3 separate regions of the Mus musculus genome follow, and regions 1 and 3 are each linked to region 2. The links are chromatin loops, found by intact Hi-C in ENCODE. Cell type or tissue: left cerebral cortex. All regions are shown on one strand. Each heading gives the region's core, and the rest is flanking DNA. Links, peaks and the distances in the headings are about the cores only.

Region 1 (8,121 bases), core at 2,145-7,144, 82 kb after region 2:
TTTTCATCAACCGCCATGGCTCTTATAGTAAGATTGTAGTCAGAATTCGAAGTTGAGTTTAAAATGTATGGGTACCAAATGCATCCTTGTATTTTTTGAAAAAGAAAAAAAGAATCTATTGTTTGGGGCTGGAGAGATTATAGCTCAGTAGCTAAGAGCTGTTCTTCCAGAGGAGCTGGGTTCAGGTCCCAGTACCCTTTTGGCAGCTTACTGCTGTCTGTAACTCCAGATGTAAGGTATCTGTCTGACACCCTCTTTGGGCCTCTGGGCATTCCTGCACGCATGTGCTTCACTGGTACACATACACACACTCAGGCACAGAGAGAGAGAGAGAGAGACAGAGAGAGAGAGAGACAGAGAGAGAGACAGAGACAGAGACAGAGACAGAGAGGCAGAGACAGAGAGGCAGAGACAGAGAGACAGAGACACAGACATACGCACATAGATAGATAGATAGATAGATAGATAGATAGATAGATACTATATATATATATACATATAAACAAATAAATGTTTTTTGAACTGTAAGAGAAAAAATATTACTGTGTGCGCGCGTGCGTGCGTGCGTGCGTGCGTGTGTGTGTGTGTGTGTGTGTGTGTGTGCGCGTGTGTGTTGTGTCATGGTACAACTGTGGAGGTCAGAGAACAACTTTCTGGAGTCAGTTCTCCCCTTTTGTTTATTACCTAGGTTTCTTGGTGAGAATCGAGTCGCCAGGCTTGCATGGCAAACACTTTAAGCTCACGAGCTAGGCCTTGAGCAGGCCTTGCAGGCCTGCGTGCATATATTTTCCTCGAGATGTTCTTTAGTCTTCTGTCTCCCTTTTGACTTGATGAAGACCTTTGCCCCACGGCCCGTTTGATTTCCGTTATCACTACTGTGTAGGCTTCTCGGGCTTTCTTTGTTCTTCAGAGAACTCTTGGCTTCGTGTCAGTGTGCTGATCGCATGCATTTCTTGAGCAGACATCTTTGCTGTCTGTCCTTCACAGTTCTGCCTCCTGATCTGGTGGTTAGAGGTCATAGGAGGGCCTGTTAGCCTTCGACTCTTTTGCAGTCAGGCAGCATCAGGAGTCCATGTCTCCAGCTCCGTTTATCTGTGGAATCACTGATGCTCTGAGCACAGATTCTCTTGATTGTAGTCTTTGCCTTGCTGTTCCTTCTGTGCATTCCTTCATTGTTTTCCATCACAGGCTCTTTTTGTAGACTTCAGAAATCCTAACTACTGGTGTTTTTCTACAGCCTTTCTCCCTGGTCGTTCATTTTGTATAACTCACATGCTTGCCAGAAAATTCCATCCATGCTGTGGTTTCCCTAATAGCCGTCCTGAGTTATCATGCCCAAGGCAAGGTTTCTTCTCTAGGAAGAGTCTCAGATTTGGTGTGACCTCTGGAGTACTGGCACATAGCTTTCTTGGACATTTCAGGAGATACCGGTAGATGCCAGTTCCTTATGAAGAAATGCTGGGCAGTGGTCGAGCATTTGCCTGCCGTGAGTGAGGTCCTGGGTTCGAGCTCCAGCACTGCCAAATGAAACACTACTAATAGATGATAAATTTGAGATTTTTAGATTAAACCGTGCTTAAACAGTATGCTATTTTTATCACTTAATTTATTGCTAAATACCATTTGCAATGATTACAATTTGTCATAAGAGAGGAGTATAGTTATTCTCAGCCTTCTGAAAACTATGCAGATAGGTATATCTGTGCACATGCATGAATGTATATGTGTGTGTGCATGTGTGTGGTACATACTCACGAGAGAGAGAGAGAAGGGGTAGTTATGAGAGATTGAGAAGGGCTGGAGAAAGCAAGAAGGGAGGGTGTTTGTGCATGTACACCCCCTACGCCTGTTCCTTTCTTTTATCAAAGTCTCCAGGACTCTTGGTTCCTTGCTTAAGAACTAATTAAGTCCATGTGAACTAGGAGTCCTGCTGCCAATACCTGGCAAGCATTCATGGCCTGATTTTTAATATATTTTAAAGTGGTACTGTGTAATTAACACATTCTTAAATTTTGACTTCTAAAAAGCATTTTGGAATACTTCGGTATAAATATAAGATTGGTTGCAAAGTATTGGTTAAAAATATAGATGTGGTCTCTAGTTTAGAATGATGTTATTTTATGAGGAGAATTTAGGACTGTCCTAAAGCTAGGGACCAAGGATATGGCTCAGTGGATAGAGATGTTTGTGCATAGGATGGGAAAGCTGAGTTCAGGGCCCACATCTTGGAGAGAAATGACCTTTGAGAGTTGTCCTTTGACCTCTACATATACTTGCTTGAATTCTCTCTCTCTCTCTCTCTCTCTCTCTCTCTCTCTCTCTCTCTCTCTCTCTCTCACACACACACACACACACACACACACAGAGAGAGAGAGAGAGAGAGAGAGAGAGAGAGAGAGAGAGAGAGAGAGAGAGAGAGAAATTTAAAATTAGAGCTGAAAAGACGAAAGTTAAATCATCTGCAAGCAAATGCAGAGGCCGCTTGCTGAGGGAATGCTAACTAGAGTTGCCTAATGAATCAAAAAAATGGCAAATGCTTAAAATTCAGGAAAATACAGATAAGACCTATTATTTATTGTTGTAGTTGAATATTCTGTTGAGATGGGACTGGTTATCAAAGATGTCCTTTGTACTCTACGTGGCTTTTCGAATGTCAGCTCTATTTTCTCGGAGAGATGGGCTACTGTGTCTAGGCTTGGAGATAGCCATATAGCTTGAATAGAACCCCAGACGAGCTGATCGTGCAGATGTCATGTGGCATCCACTGAGGTCAAGAGGAAGGAGTGGCTTTGCCTTTATTTTCTTTATTTTCCTTTCTGATGAATGACCTCAAGGGCACACTTCATACAACTTTAAGCTTAGACCAGAGAACTCCTATAGTCTGCTAAAGTGGATGCTGTTGGAAGGGCTGCCTCACTCACACTTCTTCCAGAAGATTCTGCTACGTATTGTCAGTTTGCCTCAGTGTTTTTCCTACACCACATTCCTGGGGTAAAACAACTCAGATCTGAATGATAACTTTGCTTGAATGCATGTTCGTCAACAAGAAAGGCAGAAATCATACCATCTGAAAGGGGGTATCCCCTTTAATTATTTCAAGCCTTAGTCACATAGGTCCTCCTTCTGATTGTTTAATATAAAATGAGAGATGTAAGTTCTCCAAAAACTCTGCTTGTATCTTCTATTTTTGAGAAATGATTTAAGTGCATTTAAAAGCTTAGTCTCTGCTTGCCCAGAATGCTTGCTCTTCAAAATATCTGCTCCCCGGAGAGGTAAACTCAAGTTAGTCTTTTCATGTGACTCTGGATCGTTGACCTGGAAGACTTCGGGGTAATGGAATGGGCTTTGGCACTGATCGCTGTTTTCTGGTTGAGTACCCAGCCTGGAAAGGAAGGCGTGACTGAGCCATGTGCAAAGGGGGAGGGTGGGTGGAGTCTAACGATGTTTGAAGCATGAGTACACCTTCATTTGATGCCTCGATTTACTGAGGGAGAGAACTCTAAACTGCTGCATCCATGGATGGATGGAAGTGCCTCAGCTTGTAAGGATGCTTATTTAAATGATTTTGCATATTCAAATGATTCTACAGCCAATCAAACGCATTCATTCCCTGCCTGGTGAGTGAAAACTGAATGACACTTGTGCTCCCTCTGAAAGGAACAGACGTTTTCATTATCAAATTCAACCAAGCAGAAAATCTGGCGAAGGGAGCAGAAATCTCCATTTATTTACATCTACCATCGACTGTTTGGTGATAGGAGATTAGTAGGTTGAGGAAGAGCCTTGTTCTCATTTAGCTATGTGACCCTAGACTTTTGTCTCCTTGAAAATACTTACTTAGGTTATGAGCATGAAGCCAACCAAAAGTCTCAAATTGTGCATATATATTTAATTCTCTATAGATATTTCTGGTGCTTGTGGGCAGAGAGAAGTCCTAGTCACATATTAACATTCTATGTCTTCCTTATACTTTAAAGCCATTGCTTATCAGCTGTAAAAGCTTAACTGCTGCCTTTATGTTCTGTTAGCAGAGTGTCCCCATCTGACTTCCATTTTATTTGCATCAGCCGGTGTAGTTCATCATAAAAGTCTGCATTAGAGAAGTGGATCAGAACCCTCCAGGGGAATTTGCTGCCAAAGCATAGTTAGAGATCTACCTTTTGAATCCTCCATATAATTCTTTCTTGCCCAAACCTTTCTCCGTACAAGTCCAGGAATTCAATTATTTCAGCTCTCTGAGGAGCAGTAAGCTCCAGAAAATTGATTTGCAATAATGAAACTAAGCCTTGTTTACAAATCTGAGTGGCACTTTCGAAGACTGGACTGGCATGGTGACAGGAGGAGGGTACGAATTTATCTAGGGGCTCACCCCCTTTGAAAAGATCATGTTTGTGGAAACACGGCTGGAAAGGATATAGGTAATTTCTAAAAGACCTTGATGGGTCATGTTTTAATCTGCTTCCTTTTTAATTCTATTATCTCCTGTGTTGCTCATCCCTAGGTGTGCTGCTGAGAGCGAGTGCTTTAAGAGAGTGAGTGCTGATAGCTGACCATAGTGCTCTGATGCCCAGTTAAAAGCTGAGCCAGTTTCAAGGGGTATGGCCTCATTTCTTTGCAGTTGACTTGTTAAGTGCTGTGACATTTTTTTCCCATTCTCTTCTTTCTCCCCATAAGATATTTGACCCAGTGAGAAATGGGCCATTTTTCTTTGCGTACATGGGATTTGAAAAGCTGGTTGGACACCATGACGTCTCTATGTGTCTAGCCGGTGACTAGAAATGCCAAAAGAGAGGTCAGCCTTGGAAGAGTAGAGAAAGTGACTGAATCCTTAGGCCCGAGTGGTATTCCTGAGTGACAGTGGAAAATGAGCAGAGGGCAGAGCTTTGTGCAATCAGGACTGTTAAAAAGTGGGTGGGGGGGCGGCACTGAGAGTGAGCTTCACACAGAAAGCGGAGAACAAGAGCGGTCTGGCTTGCGGAGAAGCGGGAGGAGAGGACTGAAGCTACAAGAAGACGGTGGTGTGATGGAGTGGTCAGGGAACACGGGGACTGAGACCAAAGCATTTGGTGTTGACCTTGAACGAACTGTTGTCGATCGTCATGTGCTGAGCCACGTGGAAAGGATCGGAAAGATTCCGGCAAGGTTTAGAGAATGACGGACGGACTAGAGCTCGGGCAGAAACTCTCTAAGTGCCTCTTCCTGTCTTGATTATAGCCTGCCTCACACAGGGGTTTCTGGATCTGGCACATGGAAGACCGGGCTGTGTACTTTTTCTTCCCACTGTGATGTCAGGTTTTGCTAATGACTGGTGGTTGTCGTGCCTCACTGTACCTCAGCCTGGTTGGCGTTTTGTAAGTAATTATGTGGGTTTTTTTTCTTCTCTTTCCTTTTTTTTAAAGCACCGCATATAACTCTAATTAATTACATCTTTTTTTTTTAATCTATGTGGCTTTGAAAAAAATTTTTTTAATGAGGCAGAAAAAGAAAAGCGTTTGGGGAAAGCGGCCAGCGAGGATATTTGTGTTTCAGGAGACAATGTAATATAGGACGGTGTCTCTGCAGGGTCCACTTTTTAGCTCCTAGGAAACAAGAATGAGTTTAACCAAAGGAGGCTGAGGCCTGGTGGGAACCGACGTCCTTCGGTTTCCATAGCGGAGCTAGTCACATATCCTATAAATACAAAATATAATAACAGCAGAACTGTCGAAAGTGGAGGAGGGAGAAAGGCAGGTATGGTAAGCACTGATTAGGGTGGTAACAAAGCGAATCCTGGAGGCGCATCTCTCAGCATCTATGCCGTTTACGCTCACACGATGAACAGTATACTCACATAGTAAAACCGTGCAGTATCAGTGGACAGTTGCATTCAGATCCAGACTCCTGTTCCTCTACTAACCCCTGTCTTGGGCTTCACATGTTCTCCCAAAACCCCTACCTGTCCGAATTTAGCTCATGGGTCCTCAAAAGAAATTCCCGATCTTTAAAATCCTATGGAAGGTGTCTTGTGCTCACTGCCAGCCACCAGCCACTAGTGGCCATACAATACTGAAGACAGCTACTCCAGACAGCTTTGCAGGTATAAAGGCAAACCGTGGAGCAAAGGAAAATACAGCATGCTTTAATAAGTATTTGTGCAATGGTTTCACGTTGAAAAGACAAAATATAGGATGCATAAATAAAATATGTTCCCAGAGTGAATTTAGTATATATTGAGTATGGAAAAATGCATACTGCTTTTTAGAATGTGCCTGAAACCACATATGTGAGCTACTTTTTATTTCTGTTGGGCCTGACTGCTCTTGGTGCACACTGCTTGCATATGCCTCATTTCTCCCATCTTCTACGGATACAGCTCCAGGACAGGTTAGCATTTAGTGGTACCCACTGATGTTGAGTAGCCACTTAAAATTGCATCACATCATGTTAGATTTCGATGTTTATTTTCATTACTCTTTGAATTTCTCTGGCCAGTAAGCCTTTTTTAGAGTGTCTCCACTATGAAAAACTGAGCATTCTTATCATAAAACCTGAAATTCCAAAAGCTTCATAATTGGGGACTTTCTAGATGCCACATCCTGCCATAAATGGAAAATCCTATACTGTAAAAACTTGTTTCTTGTCCAAACTATGAAAGGAATTGCAGAGGGTCAGTGTGGCCTCATGTGTAAGCCCAGCATTCTGGAAGTAGAGACAGGAGGGGGGAGTATTCAAGATACTGAAAAAACAAAAATGTGGTAAAATTGCTGGAGAAGTGGCCAATTTTAAGAACCGGGCAGTAGATAAACAAGAAGACCCTACAGCATCTTGTCAGAATCATAAAGTCTGTGCAGGGGGGTATGCCCGATGAGTACAGGAGACAACTCCCAATAGCTAAAGGTGGACCAATTTAGGCACACAAACATAATATGTACACTGTATGTGAAATATAACACATATACTCACACACACACTTTCATTTTTAAAGAAAGTCATTACACGGAGCCCACGACTGGGATGGAGAATCACGCCCCACTTTTCCTAGGTTAGAGTTTATATGTGTAAAGTATTTAGAATTCTTCTGAATAGGAGATTATCTTTTTTTTTCCCAGTGTTTCATCACTTAGACTAATGAATTTTCCTATTATACGTCGATATTTAATTCTGTCCTGCACAGTGTGTGTGTGTGTGTGTATGTGTGCACACACAAGCACACATGCTCACTTTATATAACCCCTATAAAAACTTTGTGATTCCAACAAGATGCTGTAGGGTTGTCCTTTATCTTCTCCACAAATCTAAGAATCAATCATTTCTCCAGAGTCCTGTTTCCTTTTGTTGGAGAATAATAGAAAGATCCAATATCTAGGCTTTGTGTGCTCATTGCTGCTGAAGTGTCTGCTTTGTTGCTGATGGACCGAGGAAGTCCCCTTGCTACTCCTCGATCTTATAGTATGGATTCCTGTAGATATTTCTGTAGCTCTCTGTGTCTCAATTAGCATCCCTAGGAGCTCACCCTGTTGATCCCTCTATCACCCACTGGACTGTTCTACTTCCCGTGCTTGTCTGTAAACTCTCACCCCACTGTGAGCATCTGCCTTCCACCCACCTTCCTTTGCCTCCACCATTTAATTCAGAATGCTCTGATGACAACATCACAATTACAGTACTTTAAATTGTGAAAGCTCTTTAAAAAATCCTAAAATTGTTAGCCATTGTTGATCACTATACTTTGAAAAAATATCATTATTATTTCAAAACAATTATTGTTAACAGAGAGGTACAGGTAGTCTGTTTCTCTTGAACACCCATCTCACGGTTAGTGTGTTCACGAACGTGAGCACATCTGCGTGTGGTATGTATGTGAGGCAGAACTCTCCTCACCTGAATGAGTCTGAAAGACTTAAAGGAAACTTTTAGTGCTCACTTCTTGGCTTGCAGCTTGCTTGAAACATTCACTCAGCTTCTGCCATCTGCCAAATTGTTCTCTGAAGAAACCCAGCTGCCAGCTGTTATTGTAATAGTTACGGTGACACTCGGGGTGACAGCACAGCCACTTTACAGAACCGAGTCATTTACTCATGTGTTCCTGAGAACCCAGAGGTGACCCTCACCATGAAGCAAAACTCTGCCTCATGCCGAGCC
Region 2 (8,121 bases), core at 1,645-6,644:
TAAGGATTCTAACTAGAGATGTTGCTGTGCCTCCTGTGCGTGGGCATGGAAAGATACATCACCCTGGACAGGAAGTGATATTACATTAGAGAAGAGGAAGTTGTAAGGTGTAGAAAGCCATTGGAATCTCTGAGTAGTGATGAAACAGGAGAGATTTTAGGGGATCAGGTTGGAGGGCTTGGCCAGCCGTCAGGTAAAAGTCTGACAATGTAAGCAATCTAGAATCCACACCTGTAAGAAAGCCAGATGCAGGGGCACACATCTGCTGTGATCACAGACTCCCTAAAAGTGAGATGCAAGATGGTGACAGATCACCTAGAAGTTCAGCCTGGTGGAGGACACGACAGGGCAGAAATGACAATAGGGACTCTGCCTTAACGAGGTGGAAGGAGAGACCAGACCACTGAAGTTGCCCCATGACCTCCCCATATGAGCCATAGACTGTGCTTGCTTGTGCTCTCTCGCACACAGTACATACACTCTCTAATTGGTTAAGAGCACTTCCTGCTCTTATAGAAGACCTAAAGGGTTCCTAAGGCAGCTCACAACAGTCTACAATCCTAACTCTTGGGAATACGACTCCCTTTTGTGACCTTAGTGAGCACACTCACACTTGTGGGCACACAGAGGGGGGTGGGGAGGGAGAGAGGGAGAGAGGAGAGAGGAGAGAGGAGAGAGGAGAGAGGAGAGAGGGAGAGAGGGAAAAGAGCAGGAATGGAATAAAAGAAAAACAAACTTTTAGGAAATTTTAAATAGAAAACAGGAAAGCTCTTTCTGGCACAATGCCAAGTTGACCGTTTCCTCTGAGCACGCCCTGCTCAGGAATGTGAATGGGATGAACTTCAGCCGTGTGAAGTGAGACTGCTCATGCTAAGGATTTCTGTTTCTGTGGGTTATCATTTATCACTGGGTTTTTTAAATAGGCCTACTCAAAAGAAGACACTTACCCTCCTCTTTTTAAAAATAATTCCTGCCTCTTTCCCCTGGCACATATTGGGTGGGGGGGGGGGGGCTCACTCTGCTCTATGTTCAGAAACGCTCAATATAATGCCCCACTGTCACGATCTATAAACGTTTAATCTTGGACAAAAGGTCTCGAGCTTTCATTTCCCGTAAGATCTTTCGAGATCTGGAACTGGATCTGTTCTCCTGGGTGTTCAGGTTCCTTCCTTGTTCCTACAGACAGGAGATCATGATGATAGGTAAGTGTATTGGGGAAGGAGTGTGATATTCAAGGTATGAAATAACCAGTCCCCCTATGGTTAAGCTGTAGTTAAGCTCTAAGACTGTTTTCCTGGCCTGTGAATGGGGGTTGGGGGTAGTAGTAATGACTTCCTTGGATTTGTGTGTATGTGTGTGTGTTCTGTTATGTGTGTGTCTGTAAGTATACGTGTGCCTATGTATATGTCTGTGTATATATGTGTATGTCTGTAAGAGTATGTGTGTCTGTGTGTGCATGTGTATGTATCTGTAAGTATATGTGTGTCTGAAGTGTGCATATGTGTGTGTGTGTTATAGGTGTATGTGTGTGTATGTCTGTGTATGTGTGTGTGTTTAAGTGTACGTGTGTCTGAAGTACAGATATGTGTATCTGTGTATATGTGTGTGTGTGTAAGAGTAAGTGTGTCTGTGTGTATGTCTGTCTGTGTGTATGTCTGTTTGTATGTATGTCGGTAAATATATGTATATATGTGTATGTATGTAAGAGTAAGTGTGTCTGTGTGTATGTCTGTCTGTGTGTATGTCTGTTTGTATGTATGTCAGTAAATATATGTATATATGTGTATGTATGTATGTATGTATATGTCTGTGTGTGTAAATGTAGTGTGTTTGAAGTATAGATATGTGTGTGTATGTGTAAGAGTATGCTTGTCTGTATGTCTGTATGTATATATGTGTGTATGTCTGTGTGTGTATGTGTATATGTGTATGTGTGCATGTATGTACATGCCTATGTGTGTGTGTGCGCGCGCATGTGCATGCTTGTTGTAAGTCATCCTTAGGTGATGCTCTGGATGCTGAAGCTTTCCACTTTTTTTTTTTTTTTTTTGGAGATAGGATCTCTTTCCTGGCTTACCTTACCCAAGAGTCTGTCTGTCTCTCTCTCCCTCCTAAGCAGGTGCTAGCATGGCTGACATTTTTATGTGGCTTCCAGGGGTGGAACTCAGGTCCTCGTGTTTAGATAGTAAGTACTTTATTGACTGAGCTACCTCCCTATCCTTTCCTTGGCTTCTGTAGGAAATGAATGCCATATGTAATCAAAGCAAACGTTACTTAGCAAATATTTGTTGTTATTTGTTGAGGACCTTCAGAGGACAGACATTCAGGACAAATACAAAAAGGTATCTGTAGAGTTGGGCAGGTGGTATGTAGGCATGTTGATAGATGAGTGCTGACTTCTCAGAAAGGAAGAGGTGGAGACCTATCCTCCCACCACACTTACAGGGGATTGGATTCCTTGCTGTGGGAAAGAAAGAGCGGGCCTTCTAGGTTGCTTTCTATTGCAGAGTTATAAAAAAATCACGATCCTAAGCAACTCGAGGACAGGGCTTATTAGCCTCACGCGTTCTGATCACAGTCTAACGCGAAGGGAACTCAGAGCAGGAACACAGGGCAGGAACCTGAAGCAGGAACTGGGCAGTGGCAGAAACTGCTTGTTGTTTTTTTCCCTCCTGGCTTCTTCAGCCTGCTTCCTTACACAAGCCAGGACCACCTGCTCAGGGCTGGTCTCCCACATCAACTAATAAGAAAGAATATGCCCCACAGGTTTGCCTGCATGTCAGTCTAATGGAGGCATGTCTCTCAATTTAGGTTCCCCCTTCCCAGATGACCAGAGCTCATGTCAAGTTATTAAAAAATTAAGCAGCAAACACATCAGGTAAAGGAAAAGGCTGTGGCCTCAGAAGCCAGGAATGCATTTGGTATTACCTTCATCTCCTTCCACTAGCCTAGGGAGAGCCAAAAGCTTGGCGTCTGAAGCCACATTAGGTCGGGAGGGTGGTGGTAGTGGGAGCATGTCTGGATGGGTCTAATGTAATTTTAACACTGGGAAGTTTGTGTTTAATCTAGGAGAAAATGGTTTTACGGAGGTTCATTTCACTGGATAAGGGCAGATCCAAAAAAAAAAAAAAAAAAAAAAATCGAGAGCAGAGTTCCAGGAAGAAGTCCTGGGTGATGGAGGTGGAGGAAAAAGAGCCATCACTCGGTATCTTTTCTGGCCTAACTTTGATCTCTTCCCCATCTTAGATTTTTACCTCCCTGCCTCCTTCAATCCCAGATGCCGGTCCCCTTCTCTGAAATTATCCACGTCAAGCAAATATGCAATGATAATACATTTAAAAACCCACTTCCCATCTCCAAACACGGAGAAAAATGGGTCATTCTGCATCCTGTGCCCTTCTCTGGTACATTCTAAAGACAAAAATTCCAGATTGCAGTGGCGTGAAGGGTGACCTCCTACCAAAAGAAAAAGAAAATAGAAAAAAAAAAAATCCTGTTTCTTTTGCTAATGTTCTCGGCCTCGCTCCACCTCTCCAAATAGAGAGAACGAACTGCGGATAAAAATGCACGCATCGCAGCCTTAGCTCCTCAACCACATTTGGGAGAGGCCTGCGGGGTCGGGTGACTCAAGCTCGCGCGGGGACGAGCCGAGAGCGCTCCCGACTTCCCTGGAACCTTAACGTCCTACGGTTCACCTTCTCCCGATTGCGGGGTCCTCTCCCTGACCCAGATCACTCCCCAACTTGGTTCCCAGACCCCATCGGGAGCGCGGCTCCCCTTAGCCCAAGACGCCGCACCTGTGGGCTCTGGGTCGCCTCCCGCTGCGCTCGGGCGCAGCTCCCCGAGGCTCCGCTAGGGGTCTCTGTCGGGTGGCGAGCCGGGTGGGCGGGATCAGCTGACTCTGCCGGCTGCGAGCCCCGCCGCCTCGCTCCAGCTCTGTCAGTTTCCTCGGCGGCGGGAGGCGAGAGCACCGGGAGCAGAGCGAGCGCGGGGCCACCGGAGACGGCGGCGGCGGCGCGGACACAGCCAGGGCGCGGCGGATCTTCCACTCGCACACGGAGCACTCGGTGGCCCACGCAGGATCACGATGCTGCCCAGCTTGGCACTGCTCCTGCTGGCCGCCTGGACGGTTCGGGCTCTGGAGGTGGGTGCCGCGCCTTGGGAACGAGACTGGGGAGGCGGGCGCCGGGAGGACGCGATCCTCCCCACCGAGGAGCTTGAATCTCGAGACGTGGGGGGCTGTCACGGGTAGACCGCTCCTCGCCGCCCCCGCCTGCGGGCGCCCTGCGCTTCGGCGGCTCTGGCCCAACCCTGCCCGGGGACGCGCTGCCCGAGCGATGAAGAGGGAATGGGTTAGGGCGCTGGGGTCCCCATATCCGTGCCAGCCTAGGGCTGGAAGGCGAGGGGACGAGCCTGAACGCAGACCCTGACTCCTCCCTGCGTTGAGAGCTGGACTCCGGGATGCGAGAGACACCCAGTTCGAGGGGGAAGGGACACGTGTGGAAAACCGAAAGCGTAGCGTCTCAGGATTCAGTGCCCTGCGAGGAAATCGCCGCCCTTCCCCTTCCTTGGGGTCCTGGGTTGGAATGGGGGCAGCTCTGGATGCTGGGGAGCGCCTGGCTCACACTCCCTTCCCACCCCCGCCTGTCTTGACTGCGAAGCTGGGCTTTGCTCCTGGCGGCCGCGGGCGGCGGCTGCCTGCGCAGCGACCCTCTCCCGAGTCGGTGCGGGGTCGCGCACCGCCGCCTTCCTTTTGCAAACTTTGTGCATTTTCGTGTCTCCCTTTTGTGTAAGTTCCAAGTGATGGGAGGGATCGGAAAGTGCGGCCACCCGGCACCGTCCCTCAACCTGGACGTCCAGGACTCTTCAGTGCACCTCCAGTTTCTCCCTGAGTCTGAGAAGGTCCCCGGGAACAAAAGCCGCGACACCCCGCCCTCGCCGTCCAGGGCGCGGTGGCGGAGCCCTGGTAGTTGGTGCGCCACCGCCGTTCCTTTCCCCGAGCTGCGCGTCTGCCCCCGAGGGCCTAGAGGTGCTGCTAGGGCCCCGCGGTCTCCCACCCCCGCATCACCACCACCTACTGGCAATCCTGTGAGGGACTGCAAAGTCCTGAGAGAGAGAGAGAGAGAGAGAGAGAGAGAGAGAGAGAGAGAGAGAGAGAGAGAGAGAGAGAGAGCGAGCCGGGAGTGAGGCGTGCGTCTGGGAAGGGCAGTGCCTGGTGGTGGGGAGGCTGAGGCTCCAGGGCATCAAAGGAGGCGTTTGTCTGATTAAGGTGCGGCCTCCTATGGGGCAGATTTGGGAACTCTAGCTTAGTCACCCTGGGGGGGACACAGGATGCTGGGGAGGGTCCTCAGGGTTCCTTTTTTTTTTAAAAAAAAAAAAAAAGGGGTGCAGATAAAAGGATTGAATAGGGTGAAGATTAAGACGGAGAAGATGGCGCCTCTGCAGTGCAGCAAAGAAAAGCTGTGTGGAGGCTGCAGCCTGTGAAATCCACCCACCACTAGGTGTATAACAAGTCTTCCCCATTCATCCAACTCTCCAGCATGCAGCACAAGGCTTGTTTTCCTTTTTATCCAGAGATGCCTGGAAGTTGTTTGCGTGGCAGCTGGTTTTATTTCTCTTCATTTGTACCCTCTTCACCATCTAAGCATTTGCTAATAGCCCTTCCTCGTCGTCCTCCTCTTTCCCCTCTACCTCATAGGAATTTTCCCAAAAAGCAATTTCCGGGCGAGTGTTTTCCTGCAATTTTGTGGGGATTGGCTAGGCTATCACACTAGTATGAGTTTTTATTTATTTAATTTTTTTTAGCTCTTAATTTACAAGGTCATTGAACTTTTAGCCCCTCTGAATTTTTTTTTTTTTTTTAACCCACAAGTGGCTTCAGAATCTGTAAGTCACCTCAGACTGGTTAAAACAGGTCTTCGAAGAGTCTTAAGAATTTAGTGTTCCATTTTTTTTTTTCAAAGCCATTTAATCAAGGGAATTCTGATTTCTCTGACGACCTAAGAATTTAATTGTATAGTCATTCGGTTTTTCTAATTGTTTTGCTGTGCAGAAACACGACTAAGTAATTAAAGGAATAACTTTAATTTTTGGAGCATTTTACTTTTCTTGAGCATTTTTTTTAACTTGTATAAAAAGAGTCACAGTGTAGGCCAAGATGAACTGGATTTATGTTTTGGCTTGTGCGATTGCATATCCTTTTTCTGCCGAACATTTGGAGATGCTCCTGCAGTTATCATCACCTTTAAAGGGTTACTGGGAGCACTACATTCGTGCCTTTGGTGAGTCACTGGAAGGATAGGTAATTCATCCTGATGAGGTTTGACACACTTTGCAGTTCTGCGTCCACTGAAGCCACAGAATTATGAGTTGGCTGCGTTTTGTAAATCACAGAAAATCCGTCTGCTGCAGGTGGCTCTGCAAAAAGAACCCGTGTGATGGAGGGTGCTGATGATGGGGCCATGAGGGTACTGATGCTGGGGTCTCGAGGGTGCTGATGCTGGGGCCTCCAGGGTACTGATGCTGGGGCCTCGTCTTCCAGGGCGTCGGCATTTCCTGGTTTGGTTTTATTTTCCTGGTATGTTGAACAGAGGCATGCGTTTAGCAAACCGTGATGGACTCATCTTGTTTGCTTGTATAGAGCTGATAACTATCAACTTGCCTCGGTAGTGGTGGCTCCTTCACTGTCTGCGACTGCTGCCCGGTAGTGCCTCTCTGATGGTAGAAGCCTACTCATAGAACAGCGAAGCTGACATTCTTTTTTTGACAGGGATCCATCGGGAGTCACCGGTTACTGCTTGTCAGTGGGAAGCCATGATACTGGCAGACTATAAATGCTTCTTTCTTATCACCCCCAAGGGATAGCGTCCCTCATTACACTTGTAAGGCTGCAAGCAATTAAAAGATGGAACCGAGGAAATGAAAAGGTATATACAGGATCACAAAACTAAACTGGAAAATTCAAGATTTAAGATTAAATAGGAGAAAAATAGGATCAATGGGCTACTGGTTTGAAGGAAGGTGAAGTTACTTTTACGGCTAAGGTTTTTAAGTTTTTAGTTTACTGTTTATGACACGCCAATTTTCTATATCTCTGTGTTAAAGATTATCTGTCAGTCATCCTGCATATAGACGTGAAGAAGGTGCTTAATAAAATATTATGCGTTATTTTTGCAGAGGTGTTGTCGTGGGATTTACAGGGCATCTTTGACTAATACATTTCTTTTCTAATCTCTGCCTTTTATGTCAAGATGGACCTGCACAAACATACTTTAAATATCAAGCTCATGTTTACTTGACTGTATATATTTTATTGCCTTCTCCCACACTGGGTACAGAAGTATGCAGGGTGAATAAAGCATGCACATAATTATAAAATAGGAGTGTTGCGTACCAAAAAAGAAAGTACAGATTAGGCAAAGAAAAAAAAGAAAGGACACAGAAAGTGGGGTACTCAGAAAGTGTAGCAGGATAAAGACCTAGAATTAAAAAGAGTAAAGGAACAAGAGAACACGATAATCCTGGGATGTTTCCTGGGTGAAAGTCTCCAGCCAGGTTTGTGTCCTGGGTCTGTGAATGGAGGTTAAGTATTTGCATGGATTGTATTTGCTCACGCACAGACACTAGAGCCTACATGCAAGGCCTTTGTCTTATCTGTCTTCCCTGCTCTCGATTTCCAGCCAGGCACAGATAAGGTTTTACATAATGAAGGCGAGAACAAGTGTGGAGTTCCATTTGATTCATGGCCTCGTCTGTTCATTTGGGACAATTTGATTGATTGATTTTTAGGCCAAATCGTGTCTCTCAGCTCTGATCACCTTTATGTAAACCCCCATAAGTGGAAGCTTATGGAGCGTCCACTCATCCAGGCAAGACAGGAAATAAACAGAAACTGTGGCAGGTGTAGGCCAGACTCTGGAGCTGGGTGAAGAACTGGAAGAAGGAGACCAAGGCTGAAAGCAGCCTGGGAAGTATCCCTAGCACCATCTTGACCAGGGGAGGTAAGGACAAAAAGCTTCACCCACCATGCAAACTTCCAGGAGGGAAGGGAGAAGCAAATTTTCAAAGTGCTTCCATAAGGAACGTTAGCCAAGAGTTGTCATCCTCCTTTACACATCAGGG
Region 3 (8,121 bases), core at 2,145-7,144, 200 kb after region 2:
TAAAACAAAATTTTCCAGTCAGGGAAATTTGTCAGAATTGTGTTCTTACCTCAGTAGAATGAATAGCACTTAGAATAATGTCTCTCTACACACTAGTAATTTTCATCATTAGCATAATACTTGTGGGTGAGGAGGCAACCAGCTGTACACCTTGCCTGTGCACCACAGGTACAGGTGCTACCCTGAGCCAAACGTACATTTTCTGAGGTGTGACTGTCAACAGCGAGGGGAGCTTCGTTTGGCCACACCAGCAACCGCTGCACCAATTAGCTCCTCGGCATCAAGACATTTAAAAAAGTAGAGTCACCCTCTTCGGCTAACTCCATTTTACAGGGGTCATAAAAATCACGGTTCATATTTGCGGTGAGAAATGAGATATAGAGAAACTGTCCATGTCATTGTTGAAACAGACAGGGCATTCAATAAATGGAAGCATACAGCATGAGAACCTTCAATGTAATCAATGTAATCAATCAAATATCGCGAGAAGCTTCTGAAGTGAATTTTCAAAACAATCAGTCCTTACTGCAATAAAAAGACCAGGTGCTGTTACCTTCCTTTTTCCATAAGAGGAAACAACCTCGGTGGCTGTTTGGCCACAGTCACACACCTTGACACCGGTTCTGGGTTTCTTCGATGCCATTCCTCCACTTCTTTCTAGACCACGTTGCCAGTTTCCACACCAGCAAAGTCAGGACCGCTTCAGCCTCCTGACACGCCCAATTCTCTTAATGCGCTCAGAAGCGCAATTGGCCCATTTTATGAAGACAACTCTCTGTCCTTCTGTTCCCTGCCGCCATTCTTATCAACTGTGCCATCCATTCAGAACGGATTTGGGGTTGTGGTCACTTTCGACCACTTGGCCTGTGAGCCTCTGTAAGCTAAATGGTTGAAACTGTGGGTCCCCAAGGCTCCCATCAAACTCCCGCTGGCTTCCCTCCACCACTACGCTCAGATTTCTTTCTCTCTTTTACACTTGCCAGACCTGACCCAGGGGACTTCCTCCTCCCTTGCCTTCATCTGCCCTTCAGCCACTTGTTAATCCTTAAAGCTTGGTTGCCCTCTCTCTCCCTTCCTTATTTCTTCAAAATCCAGTCTGAGCTGAGGGAAGTTGTTTTCTGACAAGGGACAGAACACCGCCTTGGGAATGCCAGGCGGTGCAGAGTCACCGTGGGGATTACCGCGCTTAGACGTTGTTTTCTTTGGATCAGTCCCAGAACGCGTACAAAAGGATGATTGTGACTGTCAGCAGATATGACAGGAAATGGTCTCATTTCACACAATTCAGATGAATGTCATCTGTAGAGAGGAAGCCAGCCATTTCAAAGGAGAAACGGGGGGGGGGGGGAGCCCGTGGGTTACTTCTTCTACCCTAAACTCAGAAGGAATTTGCTTCACTAAATGGCAAAAAGCGTTGCTCTTCCGATAAACTCATATTTGCATTTCCCCTGGCAATTGAATAATCCCTTAGTAGTTAATTAACTGTAAAAGAAGATAAGATTGAGTAGCTGTAGGAGGAGGTAGCTTTTAAGTTTACTGCTGGGCTGGGCATAATCTATTTTATTTCTAATCAAAAGCCAAGAAACCATCTCTAACCTAGCCCAGAGGAAAGTCTACCTTCCCCAGCCTCCGTCTTTGATCCTATTGTACATCCTGGTGAGTGCTCTATGACCACACTAAGGAGACACGTTGGCACGTCAGGGGCGCTAAGCCTTTGGAAGTGGTACCCCTCCCCATCCTTGATGCCCAGGATTAGCTCACAAAGGTTCTTTTTTTTCCCAGCTGCTCCTTTTTCATGACTTGTTTATTGCAAATGCTTTCCCTTGCTCTGTGTTCAGAAGCCACGACTTAACCATCCTGATTTGTCTCCTTTGCTCTCTGTCTCTTGCTTCCTGCACCAGTCGAGCCTGTTGACGCCCGCCCCGCTGCTGACCGAGGACTGACCACTCGACCAGGTATCTGACTCGCCCCATTTCGCCTCTGCTCTCAGCACTGTGCGCTTCAGCAAACATGCCTCTCTGGGTTGCACGTGTTACGGGATAGAATTTAAAACGACTGTAGGCACCAAGCATGATTTCAGAGTCTTGGCTTCTCCTTATGCCTCATTTCCCAAGTTCCTACGTGATCTAGTGTTTGTTTGTTTGTTTGTTTGTTTGTTTGTTTCTGAGCCTTCTTTCTGAAACAAAGAGAGTCTTTTCAAATGTGGGGCTCTTTTTCTTGATTTCTTCCTTTTTTAATAAATGAAGAGTGTGATGTGGACCCTGTCCTCACACACGGTAGAGGCCCAGGGAGGTGTAGATTTCAGTGGGAAATTGATTCTTGCTGAAGACATCTCCTTCCTCTCTTGTTTAGTATTCATGGGGGTCCTTGAGTGGCCTCAGACTTTTGTTGGTTACTAACATAGACACAATTTCCTTAAAATATCATTATTGGTATTTCTCCAGCTCCAGAAATACTTAGTGCCCTCTGTGGATTGACTATGCTTACGCTCAGCCAGTGGCTGAAGTAACACAACAGATGGATATGCATAATTTTGCAGAGAAGCCCTTTTGTTTTTCTGTCTTACAAATTTCTTCACTATCAAAATAGATATTTCTTTTTATACAGTTTCCCAAGATTAAAAAGAAATGGGTTTCGACCCCCTATTCTATGTTTAGCCCCCGGCTAAACTTAAAGTCTTAAGAATAATGTCACACCGCAAGAGACATAGAACCCGCTTGTGTCTACTCCTTGCACAGCCTCACCCCACTGATAGTGACCGACAAAGTGAATCAGAGAGGGGAAAGTCAATGAATTGGAAGATCTGTGTATTGTGGAGAGATTTTCTTCCAAATAGCACATACCTTCCCACGTTTACTTTCTTTATGCCCAGATCCCATGAGATACTCAAGAGCAATGTTAACATCCCTTGGGGACATCACTAAAGGGAGGTAGTTTTGCTTCCTGGTTCAGAGGTATCCCCAGTAAGACCAGATATGGCCACGCCCCTCTTCTTGCCATTCAAATCTCTAGCCTTGGCTGCTGCCAGCCATGGTCCTAGGGAAAGACTTTGAGAGTCCTTCTGGCATCACACTGATCCCATGATGTGGTTCAGCACCTGAGCAGAAATTGCAGAGTGATACGTCGGAGGACAGCTGACCTCATTGATCTGACGAACGTCTTGTCTGAAGTGCTTTTAAAAGAACCTTGAGTTATATAAGTTGTACACTCTTTGGGCTCTCTCATGTCCTCTTTAATGACAGTGTCACTAAGTAAATGTCCAGGGAACCAGCAGTTGACCTTCCCATGCTGTTCTGCCAGCCAGTGAAGCCCAAGGCAGGGCCAGTAAGTCCAGTGAGTCCTCACCACAGCTACAACCAGCTCAAGCTGGTCTCCTAGACTTTTTAAAATAGCACGCTACTCGTTTTATTTTTTTAAAGATGACCTATTTTTTATCTATAAACATAAAATGTAATATTGAGGCGTACATCCAGCCGATTTTATTACATTCCTCTATTATATAAGGATGTACTTGTTCCTGTTCAAATAATCCAGCACTCACACAGTCAACCAGCTCATCTTCTCACTCTGTTTATGTAAACTGAACATGTAAAAGGCATTTTCATACACTGGCAAAAAAAAGTCATCTGTTTTGAGAAAAGAAACTAATGGCGTTCTACAGAACAGGGAAAGCCTACAATAACAACAGTATTATCCCATGAGACATCAATGTTGTAAATTCTGTGAATACTCAAAAAGAATAAATGATAAGGTTCTTGCTCCCGGGGGCCTGAGATGTAATCAAAAACAACTCACTTTGAATTTAGAGAAAGATGGGAGGACAGGAATATATGAGGACACACAAAGACGTTTGGTGACAGAGCATGTTATCCAGGGAACTCTCTGGAAAGGAGCTTTCCACAGAGAGAGGGGAGTGGGAGATTTAAGGCCCAGGGGAGGGCGAGGAGGAAATCAGTTAGATTAGAAACTGTCCTGGGCTTGTCCTTGTAAGACCTGTATCCATATATCCACATCCTTCCAAAGATAGCCACCGAAGAGGAAGATGGTATACACCAGGCATGCGGAAGCCAGCTAAGCTGCAATTATGAGCATGGAATTTGCTCACCGTGTCTGAGGAGTTGTGTAGGCTCTATCATCTGTACTTCTGTGTTGGCAATGAGTCTGCCGCATATTCAGACTGATACCTTCCTACGCTGTGCACCTGTTCCAATAACTCTACAGCCACCTGTTAGGAATCCACACTCTGGACTCTGCCACATTGCATCTGTAGACTTTTCCGGTCTTAGATGCCCTTCCCAGGATTGCCCTCCACCATTGCTCTTTAATAATCTTTCTTGTCACTCAGAAACAAAGAAATCAAGGGTGTGAGTTTTGGCTTAGTCCTTTCTATGCCCTGTTTCACATCACCATGATGAAGAGAATGATTTTCTTTCTTATCTGAAAAACCAGGATATTGTAACTTTTAGAAGATAGTGTCACCCACAAGCCACAGCAATAATGATGCCGATTTTTAGACACAGTGACAATCCCAGCTACTCACTCTTCCTGGAATGTTTCCAAGCAAAAACTGGACTCTTGCAGACAATAAGAAAACACATCAGCAGTCTCTTCACTTGGTGTGTTAAGCTACCCCGCCATTATTCCCTGTCCCATCCTTCTCCAGGCCTAACAATCTAGTTTCGTGACCCCAAGAGATATTTTCCTATTGATTTATTTCATTGTTCTATTGTTTTGTTAATCTCTCTGTAATAATATTGCTTAGTGCGTAGAACATCTTCTAAATGCCATTACGTGCTGAACAGCAGTGAAAGAGGGACTCTTTCTGCTGAGTCTTACACTACTGAACTGTGAACATTGCCAGTCGTGCTAGCATGTGACGTGAATTTGATTTTTTTTTTTTGCCTTTTTCTGTCATCAGATACACTGTCAGTGTCCTCTCCACCATACCAGGAGCTTATACGGTTTTAAATGGGGACGTAATAATTGACATATTCATCGCAATGCTGTGCTCTCTGCCTCCCCCACCCCCTGATATAAAAGGGAAGACTACTTACAAGTTTTCACTAAAATCTCAGAAGTAACTTTAACTGCCGTGTTACTACTCGCATGTGGTGAGGGAAGGCTGCATTAGAAAGAAATCACTGTTGATCTAACGAGGAAGTAGGTCAGGTTTTATAAAGGTTTGGAGGAAGATGAAAATAAGCAACCGGGGTGATTTAAAGAGCATTCATGTCACTGCCACATTAGAAAAAAAAATAGTGTCAGGAAGTACAGAGAACAGAGTGAGTTATAATATGAAAAAAATAAAGGTAATTTTTTTAAGTAATGTAAAAATAGAAGGTTGCAGTTCTTCAAGTAGTATCCAAGGACAAGGGCTGTCGAATGAAAACAAGCAGAGCTAATGAGATGAAACAGAAAGGGGACTTACAGGTCTCGTTGTGTCTTTCCTGTCTAAATTAATAAAAATGATCTCCCGATGAAAGGAAATTAAAGTTCAGATAGAACACCGTGAGAAAAGAAAGCGCTAAGCCTTTGTATTCGTTGCCTAGTCACCTATCGCTGTGTAACAAGTAGCCCCAGAACTTAGCAGCTTCATAGAGCAAGCGTTTAGCTCCTTACAGCAGTTTCAGCCAGCCAGCATTTTAGCATAGGGCAGAGCTGGCTGGTTCTGGCTCAGGCTCTTTCATGAAATCACAATGAAGACACTGCCAAAGCTGTGGTCTCCTGAAGGTCTGGCTAGAGCTGACAGAGATCAAGCACTCTCTTGGCTGCTGTCAGGAGCCTTCGGTACCTTCCCATGGCAGCTGGCTTCCCACACACCAAGAAGTACAATAGAGGGAATAAGAAAGAAGCTTTGGTGCCTTTTATAAGGCATCAGTTCTGCCATGTTCTACTTACATAGATACCATATCATCCCCTGCTCCGGAGAACAAAAGAACAAAGTTCTGGTTTTTTGAAATCATTATTAATAATAAATGTGTGTTGTATACTCACATATGTAGACAAGTACAGTTCCCTACAACCCAGGCTAAGAACACATGAAGAGGAACTTGAACAACAGTGGCTAGTCATTGTGAGAGTTAGAACAGAAGAGTAGGAAGGCCCAGCTAGAAGGAAATGGGGAAGTGTGATCCAGAGGCAGAAGCGAGGGAGAGCAGCATTGTACTGTGAGCAGATTGGCATTCATCATGAGCCTGGTTTACGGTGGGTTGTCCAAGGGAAGCGTTGTGGGCAGTTAGACAAGAGGTGGTGATGAGTCACACCCAGCATGGACTGCCCAGGTCTGTCAATTATACTCACTCTCAGCAGAAGCCATGCTGACTGGCTGACGGGCTTTCTCAGTGCTTATGACCTTGTGCTTTTCAGGGTCAGCAGGGGGTTGACAAGTTTTCCAATACTTGATGGACAAGATTGGAAGAGCCATTAGACCCAGAAGAGGCAATGAGTTCCCACAGGAGTTGCGGGAATTCACAATGTGTAGCCAGAGAAAGGAATCCTCACTGCCTTGCCTTTAATGTCTGACACACGTGCTCAAACCTACCTGGTGTCACAGATAGATGCCTGGCTCACTCGAAATAGGACCAGGCCCTGCGGTGTAGGTTACAGGGAGACCGTGTTGCAGTAATCTGTAGGAAACAAAATCATTCTCTCTGGTATGCAAACTGACCTCTACCTTTGAATTCACGTAGGTGCTAAGAACCTGCCTCCATTGGAAACATCATGGAGGAGGTGGCTCTAAAAGCCCTTCCTTCATAGCCTCAGATTCTACTTCAGTAGGATCACTTCAGAAAACACGACAACTGATGCAAACGGACATCCCTTCTGTCTGTCTTCACTTCCATTTCTAAAACATATTTTACCTTTTAGTTTTGAGCCTCAGATGAATAGTTGAATCATGAAACGCTGTAAGAATTGGTCCAAGAACCATGCAGCCACGTATAGAGAAAGAGGAATTAGGTAATGAATTCTATTGATCCCAGAGACGCTCTCTGTTCATTGTGTGCTCCTTTCGAGTCAGCGGATGAAGCGATTCCACGGGGCGTGTTCAGCTAGAGAGCTGGGATGCTGAGCTAAACAAATTATGTGACTGACAGTGCTACCGCCGTGCAGAGAAATATGAACATGATTTACTTGCAATTAGAACAAAGCTCCAAAGTAATGGATTTGTTCTCCCAGGTCGTTAAAGTTCATTTCCAAAGCCGTGCATTTCGTTTTTCTTTAAGCAGTCCCAGCCCATAAAAAGTGCACACATAATAAACAACAAGCCGCTAAAACCAAGTCAACATTTCTTAGGTACAATTTAACCTGGCATCTTAACCAGCATTGATTTTTCCCCCCTTTCCCTCCCTCCCCTTTTAATTATGGCATGTGTTTGGCCACACAGGCATTACATATTCAGCGTTCTTCAGTCTTTTTGTTTGCTAGGTGGTGGTTAATGGTTTAAATCTAGGGTGTCATTTTTCTTGAGAAAAATCCCTAAATCCGTTTTTCCTAAAAGCTCTGGCCAAGAGAGAACTTTAAGGCAGTTTTTGCCTCCTTGTGGCTGGCGGTCACACTAACGGATGGCCCTGCATACTTTGTGTTTGACGCAGGTTCTGGGCTGACAAACATCAAGACGGAAGAGATCTCGGAAGTGAAGATGGATGCAGAATTCGGACATGATTCAGGATTTGAAGTCCGCCATCAAAAACTGGTAGGCAAAAATAAACTGCCTCTCCCCGAGATTGCGTCTGGCCAGATGAAATACGTGGCACCTCGTGGCTTGTCCTGTGTCAAAACTGAGAAGGACTACTGGGAATAAAACCAAAATGCCTGCCTAGATCTTCACAAAGATAGGAAGGAGAGGAAGTGGGGCTCTGTTGATAGTTCTTGCTGAGCAGAAGCCGCTGAGCCCAGGCGGAACATACAAGTGTAATTCAGTCCAACGTTGCAGCTACGTGAGCTGACTTCCTAGGAAAATGGTTTTTTCGGGTTAAACACATCTAATCCCAATATCCAAACTGGAAGGCAGGATACCACAAACAAGAAATTCAAGTCCATGAGGCTCTGATATTACTGTGTGGGGGAAGCATAAGTGAATTTCATTTAGAGGTGGTCCCAGTTTCCAAGATGGTCTCATTA

Evidence for each region. Peaks named below come from ENCODE experiments on the same cell type or tissue, not always from the same donor. Only the 100,000 strongest peaks of a DNase experiment are listed, where the experiment ranks them.
Region 1: it touches region 2 in a loop (4-fold over the local background); 10 of 42 quality-filtered maps call a loop at or near these places.
Region 3: a loop joins it to region 2, with 4 times the contacts of the local background. A loop is called at or near these places in 5 of 42 quality-filtered maps.

The regions. Positions count from the first base shown.
Region 1 is chr16:85,088,255-85,096,375 of GRCm38, reverse strand. All of the region lies in intron 3 of App (amyloid beta (A4) precursor protein), which reads left to right. Among named protein-coding and RNA genes, the nearest start is that of App, 81 kb to the left of the region's middle. In left cerebral cortex, for the core only: no CTCF peak of the experiment used is centred there; DNase peaks (open chromatin) are centred at 3,541, 4,298, 5,193 and 5,826; H3K27ac peaks cover 1,618 bases.
Region 2 is chr16:85,169,525-85,177,645 of GRCm38, reverse strand. App (amyloid beta (A4) precursor protein) reads left to right here and starts at 3,939. Exons shown (of 18, transcript NM_001198823.1): 1 at 3,939-4,144. The coding sequence starts at 4,088. In left cerebral cortex, for the core only: CTCF peaks have their summits at 3,835, 4,718 and 5,515; DNase peaks (open chromatin) are centred at 4,570, 5,036, 5,474, 6,580 and 1 more place; H3K4me3 peaks cover 3,292 bases; H3K27ac peaks cover 3,395 bases.
Region 3 is chr16:84,965,242-84,973,362 of GRCm38, reverse strand. It overlaps App (amyloid beta (A4) precursor protein), which reads left to right. Exons shown (of 18, transcript NM_001198823.1): 15 at 1,902-1,955; 16 at 7,593-7,693. Gm10791 (predicted gene 10791) reads right to left here and starts at 1,152. Exons shown (of 4, transcript NR_045889.1): 1 at 611-1,152. In left cerebral cortex, for the core only: no CTCF peak of the experiment used is centred there; DNase peaks (open chromatin) are centred at 2,614, 4,131, 6,200 and 7,045; H3K27ac peaks cover 3,632 bases.